2 separate regions of the Homo sapiens genome follow, and region 2 is linked to region 1. Evidence: read pairs that join two places in POLR2A ChIA-PET (ENCODE). Cell type or tissue: endothelial cell of umbilical vein. All regions are shown on one strand. Links, peaks and the distances in the headings refer to the core of each region. The heading gives the core; the rest is flanking DNA. Region 1 overlaps MMADHC-DT (MMADHC divergent transcript). Region 2 overlaps LOC101929319 (a long non-coding RNA gene).

What was found. Peaks named below come from ENCODE experiments on the same cell type or tissue, not always from the same donor. Only the 100,000 strongest peaks of a DNase experiment are listed, where the experiment ranks them.
Region 2: POLR2A ChIA-PET joins it to region 1 with 6 read pairs; 2 of 35 experiments call an interaction of 5 or more read pairs at or near these places.

Annotation. Positions count from the first base shown.
Region 1 is chr2:149,656,314-149,661,705 of GRCh38, forward strand. All of the region lies in intron 1 of MMADHC-DT (MMADHC divergent transcript), which reads left to right. Among named protein-coding and RNA genes, the nearest start is that of MMADHC, 71 kb to the left of the region's middle. In endothelial cell of umbilical vein, for the core only: no CTCF peak of the experiment used is centred there; no DNase peak of the experiment used is centred there.
Region 2 is chr2:151,348,420-151,353,811 of GRCh38, forward strand. The region is part of intron 2 of LOC101929319 (a long non-coding RNA gene); the gene reads right to left. Among named protein-coding and RNA genes, the nearest start is that of TNFAIP6, 6.5 kb to the right of the region's middle. In endothelial cell of umbilical vein, for the core only: no CTCF peak of the experiment used is centred there; a DNase peak (open chromatin) is centred at 2,532; H3K27ac peaks cover 970 bases.

The DNA of each region.
Region 1 (5,392 bases), core at 217-5,216:
GCTGCATATGTATTCTGTAATTTTCTTTTTCACTTACCACTGTTTCTTGGGTATTTTTAAAATCAGTATATTATAACCTATTTCATTCCTTTCAACTACATTTTGATTCTTCCATTCTATGGATCTTCCATAGTTTATATTATATTTCAGTAATTATTTGATATAATTACTGAAATTATAATAAATTGTTGAGATTTACCTTTCTGGTTGAAAAGCATAGTCAGGGTTTTGTTCAGGATATTAAATAAAAACCCAAATTTAACTGTACATGATCATCATTGGAAATACTATATTTCTCTCAAAGGAATGGTTACATCTCAATGTGCCTTGGAGAAAGCAATGTTAACAAATCCTCCCTGATCCAAGATTTTCATTTATGATTTTTTTTTTAAATCTTGAAGTTTTATGAACAACTGTGTATTTCATTCGCAGATAGATTTATATATAGCTTTAACAGATTAAAAATAATAGTAAAAAAAAATCCCACCCTACAAAACAGTCTTTTTTTGAGGCAGACTTGTCAGAGCAGGTTGCAACACATAATGAGATGTCATAGACTGGTGAGATATGCAAAGCAGGTTCAAAAAAACTGTCAATACTGCATAGTGACTTTAATACTGAAGATAGTAAATCTGGGGAAAAAGAAATCCATTGGCTGCCATTCTATTTAAATGACTGGAAATATGTAGTTATCAAAGCTCTGATAAATGTTCCCTGTAGGTCAAGTTCTTTCTTTTAAAAAAAGGACTACGGTTTTATAGAATCGTTTTGGAAACTGAATGCACTTTGCTACCCGAGCCCTACTCAAAGCACTTGCTGTCAATCAGTGGAAAAGATTTGGCCACCACCTTTGTGTTAAACATAAATGTAGTCGAAATGTTTAATGGATTAAAACGGTGCTGTTTAATTTGAAATGGAATTTCCCACCATCCTAGCTTAGGTAGTTAGGATTCTGTAAGTTTGCTTTTCATTCCAGCCTGGTTTATAGACACAATAAAGAAGAGGCAAGCAATGGGTTTAGAATGCAAGTGTGTCAAATTGAGGAGACAGGCCTCCTTTTGGTAGAAGGAGAGGGGGAAAATCACCCCATTAACTGCAACTTGTTAAAATTTACCAAGTCTCTATAGTTTATTAGCCCTTTTTTCCCTCTTCACACCAACAGAGTAGGTAAAAGATAAGCAGCAACAAGGAGAGACATTATATGCAGAGGTGAACACTGATATGACAGAGTCTTCTCTTAATAACAAACAGTGTTAGCTCTCTAGGAGGTAGACAGTATGAAGTGCAACAGAAACTGTAATTATGCTCTCAGCAGGGAACCTATATTTAGAGTGACAGTAAGAGTGTCTCTAAAAACCTTCTAGGTTAAGGCTGCTAGTCTTAATTACATGTATTAGGAGTTTGTGTCTTTACTTTTTCCCTTTTAAAATTCAAAGAAGAAACCTAATTACAACTTGGACCCTAGTAAATTGGGCCACATTTAAACAATGAACATTTGGCAATCTCATCATGCATCATGACGCATCTGACTGGTACAGCTGCTATGGAAGCCAAACTGGCTCCCCCAAATAATTTGTTTTTGCTGCCTCCATGACAGAGGAACAACAAACAAATGCTAAACAAGGGAAATAATGAAATTATGCTTTTTTTCAGTCAATGACACCCAAACCTTCTGGAGGTGGGGATCATTCCTTGGGTAGACTCTTACATACAGAATTACAGGTTGTTCATATGTTGTTAACATGTATTTCAGCTAGATGATGGTTGAATAAATCTTCTTGGTTTGATTTTTGCTGCTATTTTGGTCCTAGATGTAACAATAGCTTACAACTGCTTCTAGTTGACATTAATGGAAGTGTATGAAGCCCAAAATTTTAGGTTTTGCCTGGAGTGCAGCAGAATGTGTTATAGCTGAACAACATGTTTCAGAGTTATAAGGACCAGTCCTGGGCATTCATTATAAAGATGGCTCCTGAACATGGAGCTGACTACATTTGACTTTTCCATGTATGTCTTAACCTTCACTTGGTATATTCCATACTAGCTTCTTATGCTTGTGTACAATGTGCACTGGACTTCAAGAAGGAAGAGCTCAACCATTCTGTTAGGCTTAGATTATAATAATATGGATAAGTGTATGAATAAGGGGGATTATGATGCCCTCTTAGTGGGGTCAGTTATCATTAAGGTGACACTTTGTAATTTTGCTAAGCACTCAACAAATATGTTCATTACTAATTTCTCATTGCACATATGTAGATTAAAAAAGCTGAGTATTACAAAGTTGTGGGATAAACTGAAAAAAATTAATTTGTTGAGTTTTAATAGGCAAAAGTTATGCTGATATGACTGAGCTAATGAATCAAGCTGTATAAAAGTGAATTTAATTTATTTTGATACTATTCTTTTCTATGGCTCTATTTCTGGAAGTTTGATGGGTTCTATGACTCATGTGATTTTAAGATAGTCTGCACAAAATTATGATGACTAAAACATTTTCTTCTCTTTGGAATTTATATATAGCTAAATTGAATTTCTATTATTTGCTTTCAAATAACTATCAAAGTAAAATAATAGTAGTTCTGAAAGGATTTAAATAAATGCTGAAAATTTGGAAACCATTTGCATATTTATTGGTGCCCCCATTGAAGTTTTATCTTGGGTAGCCCAACTTTCAATTTTACTGAAATACTAATTTAGTCTTCATTATTGTTGGCTTGAGGAAAGTAATCACTGGTTCTAAAGTTAATAATAGTTTTATAGTAGAGTCTTGTGGAATTTTACAGTGATAGTGATCTGTAGTCTAAATAATAGCATTTTTTCTAATTAAGCAGCAATTGAACAAACATTAAAAATCAAGGATGAACTATTCATTTATTTTGATATGTTTAGTTCAGTTTAGATTATACTTCATAGAGAAATAACACTTTATTTCTCTGTTGAATAATTTATAAAAGTAATGAGTAACATGAATCACTGGGACAGTTTTCTATATTTCATCAAAATTGTTAGTTAAAAAATGGAGCAAGGTTTACACAGGCCACTTGAAACATTATTGGATGTTACTAAGAATAAGCATTAGGTAGTGAGCACAATAATCTTTCATATAATCCGTCCCTAAAGTGTGATCAGTTCAAGCAAGAAGTTAGTGAATATTATTATTAAAAGATGACCAGTTGCCATAATAGTAGAAATGGTGTCAAAAATACAAGACAACAGGGTCCCATTGAATTAAGAATGACTTTTAAAAACATCACCAAAAATAGATTCTTTGAGCATATTTTAGCCACATAAAGTAGTAATTATCTTAAATGTTCCAAAATTGAGCCATGTAATATTGAAAGTGAACCCACAGATCTTTATAGCAGCTCTTCCCCTTTTTATAGAAAGCAAAATAGTAGAAAAGATAATCACTGGAAAACCTAAATAAATAATTTTCATAGTAGTATCAAGGAGGTCTTAGAACTGACATTCAATGCATATGTTTCCCACTCCCTATGTATGTCCATTATTGAAGATGGTGAATGACTAGCCTTTCTATGGAATCTGAAAATATGTTACCATATGCTTCCACGCCAAAGGAAAACCTGAATGACCATCTCATCAATTTCACACCCTACAAGGAGATTCACGTAAGTTAGTTAATACCAGTGAGATAGTACCCAATTTTAAATTTTCTCTAGCAAAGCTCTGCCTTCTGTAACCCCACTTTGAATGGGTTTAGCTAATCTCACAGTCTGGAAAATCTTCATAAATAACATCCATTTAAGTCAGACCCATTTTTTGGTTCTGTCCTCCACAGAAATAAATGACAATTGATTTAAGCATGTTCACCTGTGATTCTTGGCTTTCTTTTGACCATTTCAACATCTATATTCATTTAGGAGATTTTGTTTTACTCCCTCTGTTTTTTCCTTTCCCTTTCTATCAAAAGCATTAAATGTCATTCTGGCCTTTTATTTTTCTTTAAGTTAAACTCATTAATCTTAGGTGAGATTTGAGAATATTAGGATATTAGGAAAGTGTTTGAGATAAAGTGAGTGTTTGAGATGAATTTAGACCTTCTATGATGTTTCACTGTTTCACACTTGAGCTTGGAAATGATTCTTTTATGTGTAGTAATACTTTGAATTCTTAAAAGTTGTCAGTTATACCTTATAATTTACCAATTTCTTAGTCATATACATTTGTTCTTTCCCAATATTTTCCACAACTGCGTAATACTACAGCTGACCCTTGAACAACTCTAGGGACACCAACCCCAGTGCAGTGGAAAATCCATGCATAACTTTTGACTCTCCAAGAACATTAACTACTAATAGACTGCTGTTGAATGGAAGCCTTACCAATAACATAAGCAGTTAATTAACACATAGTTTATATGTTATATGTATTACATACTGTAGTCTTATAATAGCATAAGAAGGAGAGAAGAAAATGTTAAGAAAATCATAAGGAAGAGAAAATATATTTGCTATTTATTAAGTGGAAGTAGATCATCATAAAGGTCTTCATCCTTGTTATCTTCATGTTGAGTAGGCTGAGGAGGAGGAAGAAAAGGGGCTGGTCTCGCTGTCTCAGGGGTGCAGAGCCAGAATAAAATCTATATGTAAGTAAATCTGTGCCATTTAAACCCATGTTGTTCAAGAGTCAACTGGTCTACATATTATAATTGGAATATATATATTATTAATATGAATAAAAATAGAGTGATATTTATCTCTAAAGACCTGTCGGACTAAATGTATTTGTAGATTCATTGATTCAAGTGATAAATGTAAGAATAGTGATCTTTAATATATAAGAAAATTATATTTGACAGCAGTAAATACTCAGCATAATGTTATTTCATTTATTTATTTTTACTCAGTTTTAGAATCTAAATGACACCAAAAAATTTATTCTTAAAATGTTGTAATTAATCTAGTTGAGGAAAAATTTTTTTGATGTCAAATAAGGAAGTCAAACTTTTAAAAATGATTGTTGTTATACTGTGTTTCACAATTAATATAATTTTTTTTAGCATAACAGAAGTTTAACACTAGCATAAAATGGAGTTGTTTAGACTGGTACTTTGGTTTAGAATGGTAGGTAATACAGTGCTGTTCTCATTTTACTATAAGAAAGGGTACCTAATGTTTTATCTGTGACCCCTGATACCATTGCTTTAAAAAGATTCAGTCCATTTAATTTGTTAATTTGTTGAAGACCAGGTCATAGCTGCTCATTCATTTGAGTCTTACCATGTATCTCAAGTGATCAATTCAATTTGCATGGAAAAGACAAAGGGCAGAGAAGGGTTGTGAAAATTCCCACGAAAGAAGACTGGTGAAGCCAGAATTATAATTTATCCTGATTTAGCTCAGTCTCTTTCAGTATGGGAATATTAATG
Region 2 (5,392 bases), core at 329-5,328, 1.7 Mb after region 1:
GACTACTGAATGCCAGGCATGATGCTAGGGGCTTTTAGTCAACATCTCCTGTGGTCCTCAAAAGCACTCTAGAAAAGGTTTTATTACACATCCCCTCTGGACATGTGAAGTCATAGAGACCCTCCTACCCTCCCTCCCTGCCTTTCTTCCTTCTCACTTTCCTTCCTTCAAAAATATTTGTTGAGACTCTACAGCATACCAATGGATTCAGAGGTGAGTGAGGAAATAAGATCTCTGTTTAAATGGACATATATTTTAGTAGAAGACAACAATTAAACAAATGAATGAAAAGATACATGAATACATAAAGTAAGAATATTAGATGGTGATAAATTCAATGCAGAGATCTAAAGTAGAGTGATATTGAGGGAACTTTTTGGGGTAACGGAAATACTCTACATCCTGATTGTGACGGTGACAGTTTCACAACTGAATGTGTTTTTTGGAATTCATAGAATGGTATACCTTGTAAAGGATAACTCTTACTGGACATAAATTATACCTCAAAAAACCTGACATTTAAGAAAATAGGGTCCTAATTAGACAGGTATGGTGGTGCATGCCTGTGGTCTCAGCTACTTGGGAGGCTGAGGCAGGAGGATCATTTGCACCCTGGATGCAGAGCTTGCAGTGAGCCAAGATCATGCCACTGCACTCCAGCTTGGGTGACAGAATGAGACCCTGCCTCAAAAAAAAAAAAGAAATAGGGTCCTAAAATACAAGTGACTGAATGCTACTTTAGATTGGGTAACAAGGTCCTCACCTAGGAGGTAGTAATTAAGCTGAGATTGAATGCAAGAAAGAAGACGAAGGGAAGATTTATCACAAAAAAAGGAAACAGTGATTGCAAAATCCCTATAGTGGGAACAAGCTTGGCATGCTCAAGTTAAGACAGGATGGGTGAGGTTTAAGAAGTAGACAAGACCCAGAGCATGGGAAATGGCGGGCAGCTTGGAAGCCAGGATCAAGTGATTGATGTTGTTTTTGGTGCTACAGGAAAACTTGAGGGGTTTTTAAGCAGGGAAGTTACAAGGTCTGATTTCTGCTTTTAAAACAGCATCCAGGTTGCTTTACAGAGAATGACTTCTAGGTAGCAAAAGAGAAAGGGAGGAGATAAGAAGCTATTATAACAGTCTAAGCAAGAGATGGTGGTGTCATGGACTGGGGTGGTAGCATAGAGATGGAAAGAGGCAGACCAATCAGTGGTATTGTTTAGTTAGGGTAACAAGTAAATCCCAATCCCAGTGGCTTAACCGAGTAGAATTTTGTTTGGTGTTCCTGACTGGTGCAATCCCCTCTACCTGGTCACACAGAAAATGAGGCTTTTTCTGTCTTTTGGTTCCACTCTCCTCAAAGTCTCAAAAGTCCTCATTCAGGCATCAGATCGCAAATGAGCAAACGCCTCACGGGCCTGGACAGAAAGTGTTATACTTCATGTTAACTCACATCCTACTAGCTAGAATCTAGCCACTTGACTGCACAAAATGGCAAAGGGCAGGGAAATAGAGTCTGTGACTGTGCCCAGGAAAAAGAGAACCTTTGTGGTAATCTTCCAACAATCTCTGCTACCATTTTGTCTTTGAAGGTAGAGACCACAGGACATGGAAGTGGATTGGATGAGATTGGTGAGAGAAATCAAGAATGAAACCTAGGATTTCTCTCACTCATGCTTCTTGGTAACAGAGGTGAAAGATCTAGGAGATGTGCTTGATTTCTCTCCTTCCCTTCATCCTACCTGTTGTACTGAAAGAAGGGATGATGAGTGGAAGAAGATGCAAAGATCTTGTCCATAGCAATTGAGCAGGACATCAAGGCAGAAAGGAAGTTGTCTCTAAAGGCAGGCTGTTTCCGATGACACAAATTATTTCTTTGAAGAAGGATGCACTCGGCCTACCTAACTATATCTAATACTTCATGGACAAAGCCACTAGCCCTGGTGGCAGCTACTCTTGCCAGCGTTATCAGTACCAAAGATCCTAAGATCAAACATTTTCCTGGTAGATTTTTCCCTTCACTGTGCCAGAGGATGTGGAATGACAATGGACATAGCATTACATTTAACTAAACCCCTTTCCAAAACTTCCAAGTGAATAATCAAATCAACTTGAGAATATTCCAAATAGGAAAGTGTGAACTCTTTGAGATGATATTTTATTAATCTTTATATCCCTACCTACTATATACAGCATAATGCTCAACATAAACAATGCCCTCAGTAAACATTTGCAAAAAATTAAATATCTATTTAGACGCTAAGATATAGACCTCAAGTACACTGGAGTTATCCAAAAGTTGTCTGGGCACAGTGACTCATGCCTGTAATCTCAGCACTTTCGGAGGCTGAGGCGGGAGGATCACTTGATCCCAGGAATTTAAGACCAGCCTGGCCAACATGGCAAAACTCCATCGTTACAGAAAATACAAAAATGAACCTGGGGAGGTTGAGACTGCCATGAGCCATGATCACACTCCAGCTTGGATGACAGAGTGAGACCATGTCTCAAAAAATTAAAATTAAAATTAAAAAAGTAACCTTCTGTGCCATGTAACCTAGCACAAATCTATGAATTATTACTTGGCTTTCATCCTATAATGACTAATCTGTTTTTCTTTGGAAAGACAATAGTTCCTTTTAACCACATACTTGGTTAAAAACACAATACTCCAGTTTCTTAGGAATTTGTAAAATCCTAATACTCTTGTTCTCACAGTTATTTTATTTTATTTTATTTTATTTTTGAGACAAAATCTCACTCTGTCACTCAGGCTGGAGTGCAGTGACATGATCTCAGCTCACTGTAGCCTCTGCCTACATGATGGAAAGGAAAAGTTTATTTTCAAAAATTATATTACCATCCTAGGCCAGGTGTGGTGGCTCATGCCTGTAATCCCAGCACCTGGGAGGCCGAGGAGGGTGGATCACTTGAGGTCAGGAGTTCAAGACCAGCCTGGCCAACATGGTGAAACCCCGTCTCTACTAAAATTACAAAAATTAGCTGAGTGTGGTGGTGGGCATCTGTAATCCCAGCTACTCCAGAGGCTGAGGCAGGAGAATCCCTTGAACCCAGGAGGCAGAGGGTGCAGTGAGCCGAGATCGTGCCATTGCACTCCAGCCTGGGTGACAAGAGCAAAACTCTGTCTCAAAAAAAAATATATATATTACCATCTTCTTGCTTGCTTTTTTTTTTTTTTAGTTTTTTTATTTTTATTTTTTTAATTCCAGCCTGGGTGACAGAGCAAGACTCAAATAAAAAAAGAAACTCAAATAAAAAAATAAAAATAAATAAGCAAATATTCTTTAACAGTCTCATTGCTGTGTCAATTAGGCCAAGACCTTTAAATATATGTACATATATGTCTCAAAAATAAAATAAAAAATAAATATATGTATATGAATTATAACTTTTCTTATTCATTACACAAATGATGCATGTTCATTACACAAATGATATATATTTATTAGACAAAAATTCATTTAATACAAAAAAAAACAAGAGGAAATTAGAAAGCTCCCAATCATCAAAGCATAACTCCACCATGCAGAGATATTTGGCATTTGTGTGTATATCTTTCTGGACTTTCCCTTTACATATATTTACACATATATTTTTCTTTATTTGTTGTTTTTAATTTTTTTCATTTGTTTTTGAGAGACAGAGACAGAGTCTTGCTGTCTTACTCTGTTGTCTAAGCTGGAGTGCCGTGACGCCATCATAGCTCACTATAGCTCGACATCCCAAGCTCAAGCAATCTTCCTGCCTCAGCCTCTCAAATAGTTAGGCACACACCACCATGCCCAGCTAATTTTTAAATTTTTTTTTTGTAAAGACAGGGTCTCAATATGTTGCCCAGACTGGCCTTGAACTTCTAGGCTCAAGATGTACCTTTTATCACATAGGATCACTCTAAACGTAATGTTTTAGAACCTATCTTGTAAAAATATTTAAAAGGGAAATTTTAAGTGAGCATATTTTAAATTTGTTTTCAAATATATGTGCTTGATTCTTTGCTCCGGGCTTCATAGGTCATAGAAATTTTTCCTGAAAGCCGATGGAAGTAAGACTTACTCTGTAGGCCTCAGTTTAAGGATGAGCCAAAGTTTTAAGGATTTCAGGTTACGAAGGTGTGATGATGTTCACTTATAGTTCCAGCCACTCAGGAGGCTGAGGCAGGAGAATCACTTGAGCACAGAAGTTGGAGGTCAGCCTGGGCAACATAGCAAGACCTCACTTCTCAAATAATAAATGAATAAATAAGGGCAGCATAGCAGTGATTTACAACAGGTAGAATTTGAGCCAGCTGATCTCTTGGTTTCTAACACTGAGTTCGGTGATTCCCTGACTAGTTAGAGAAGACAAGAGGCAAGGAAAGAAGACATGTTTTCAAGACTTAGAGGAACAGGAAGCAGTCTGATTGGAATAAATGCATATGGGGGGGGTACTGGTCAATAAATTTGGAGAGGCAAATCATAGATCGAGGAGCTGTGTGTTATTAGGAGTTTGGGAGGTGGGCAGAGGAAGAATATTAAATCCATTAATCACTGTCTTCTTTTCCTCATTCTTATTTCCTCCTCTTCGTATTTCTCCTTCTTGTCTTAGTTTTTGCATCTGAATGTCCTTAGACTGCTAACCTTTTAAACTTACCCTTTGTTTTAATATCTATATTAGCTCACTTCTTCCTACAAATCAGGATAGATTGTTATGCTAGCAGTAATAAATGACCCCAAAATCTCAATAACGTAAAATAACAAAAGTTTATAGTTCATTCATGTTATATAAAATCCAGGGATCAATTGGAATCAGGGTGAAAGAGCAGCTGTCATCACAAATGTTTCCCGCCATGCCAGAAGGAAAGAGTTCTGGAGCATTAGCAATCAAATTCTCACTCTAAGATGACATACATAATTTTTGCTCACATCTCATTAGCCAAAAATAATCACATGGTTCCACCAAACCACAGAGGGACACACATACAATGCTATCATGTTTGCTGGAAGTTGACAAGCTGGAAATATTTGGTGAAGATTACTAACAACTGTCACACTGCATTAACAACTGGAAGTCCGACATCAATTTTGGATCTCTTTCTGACATCTGTTTACCCATAAACTTGAAAGTGCATTATTCCATTCGGTGTTGTACATAGGCTCATATTCACTGTCTCAAAGCTTTTTGATATACAATAATTAAATAGGCTGGGCATGGTGTCTGATGCCTATAATCCCAGCACTTTGGGAGGCCGAGGTGGGCAGATCACTGGAAGTCAGGAGTTCGAGACCAGCCTGGCCAACATGGAGAAACCCCATCTTTACTAAAAATACAAAATTAGCCGGGCATGGTGGCGCATGCCTGTAATCCCAGCTACTCGGGAGGCTGAGGCAGAACTGCTTGAA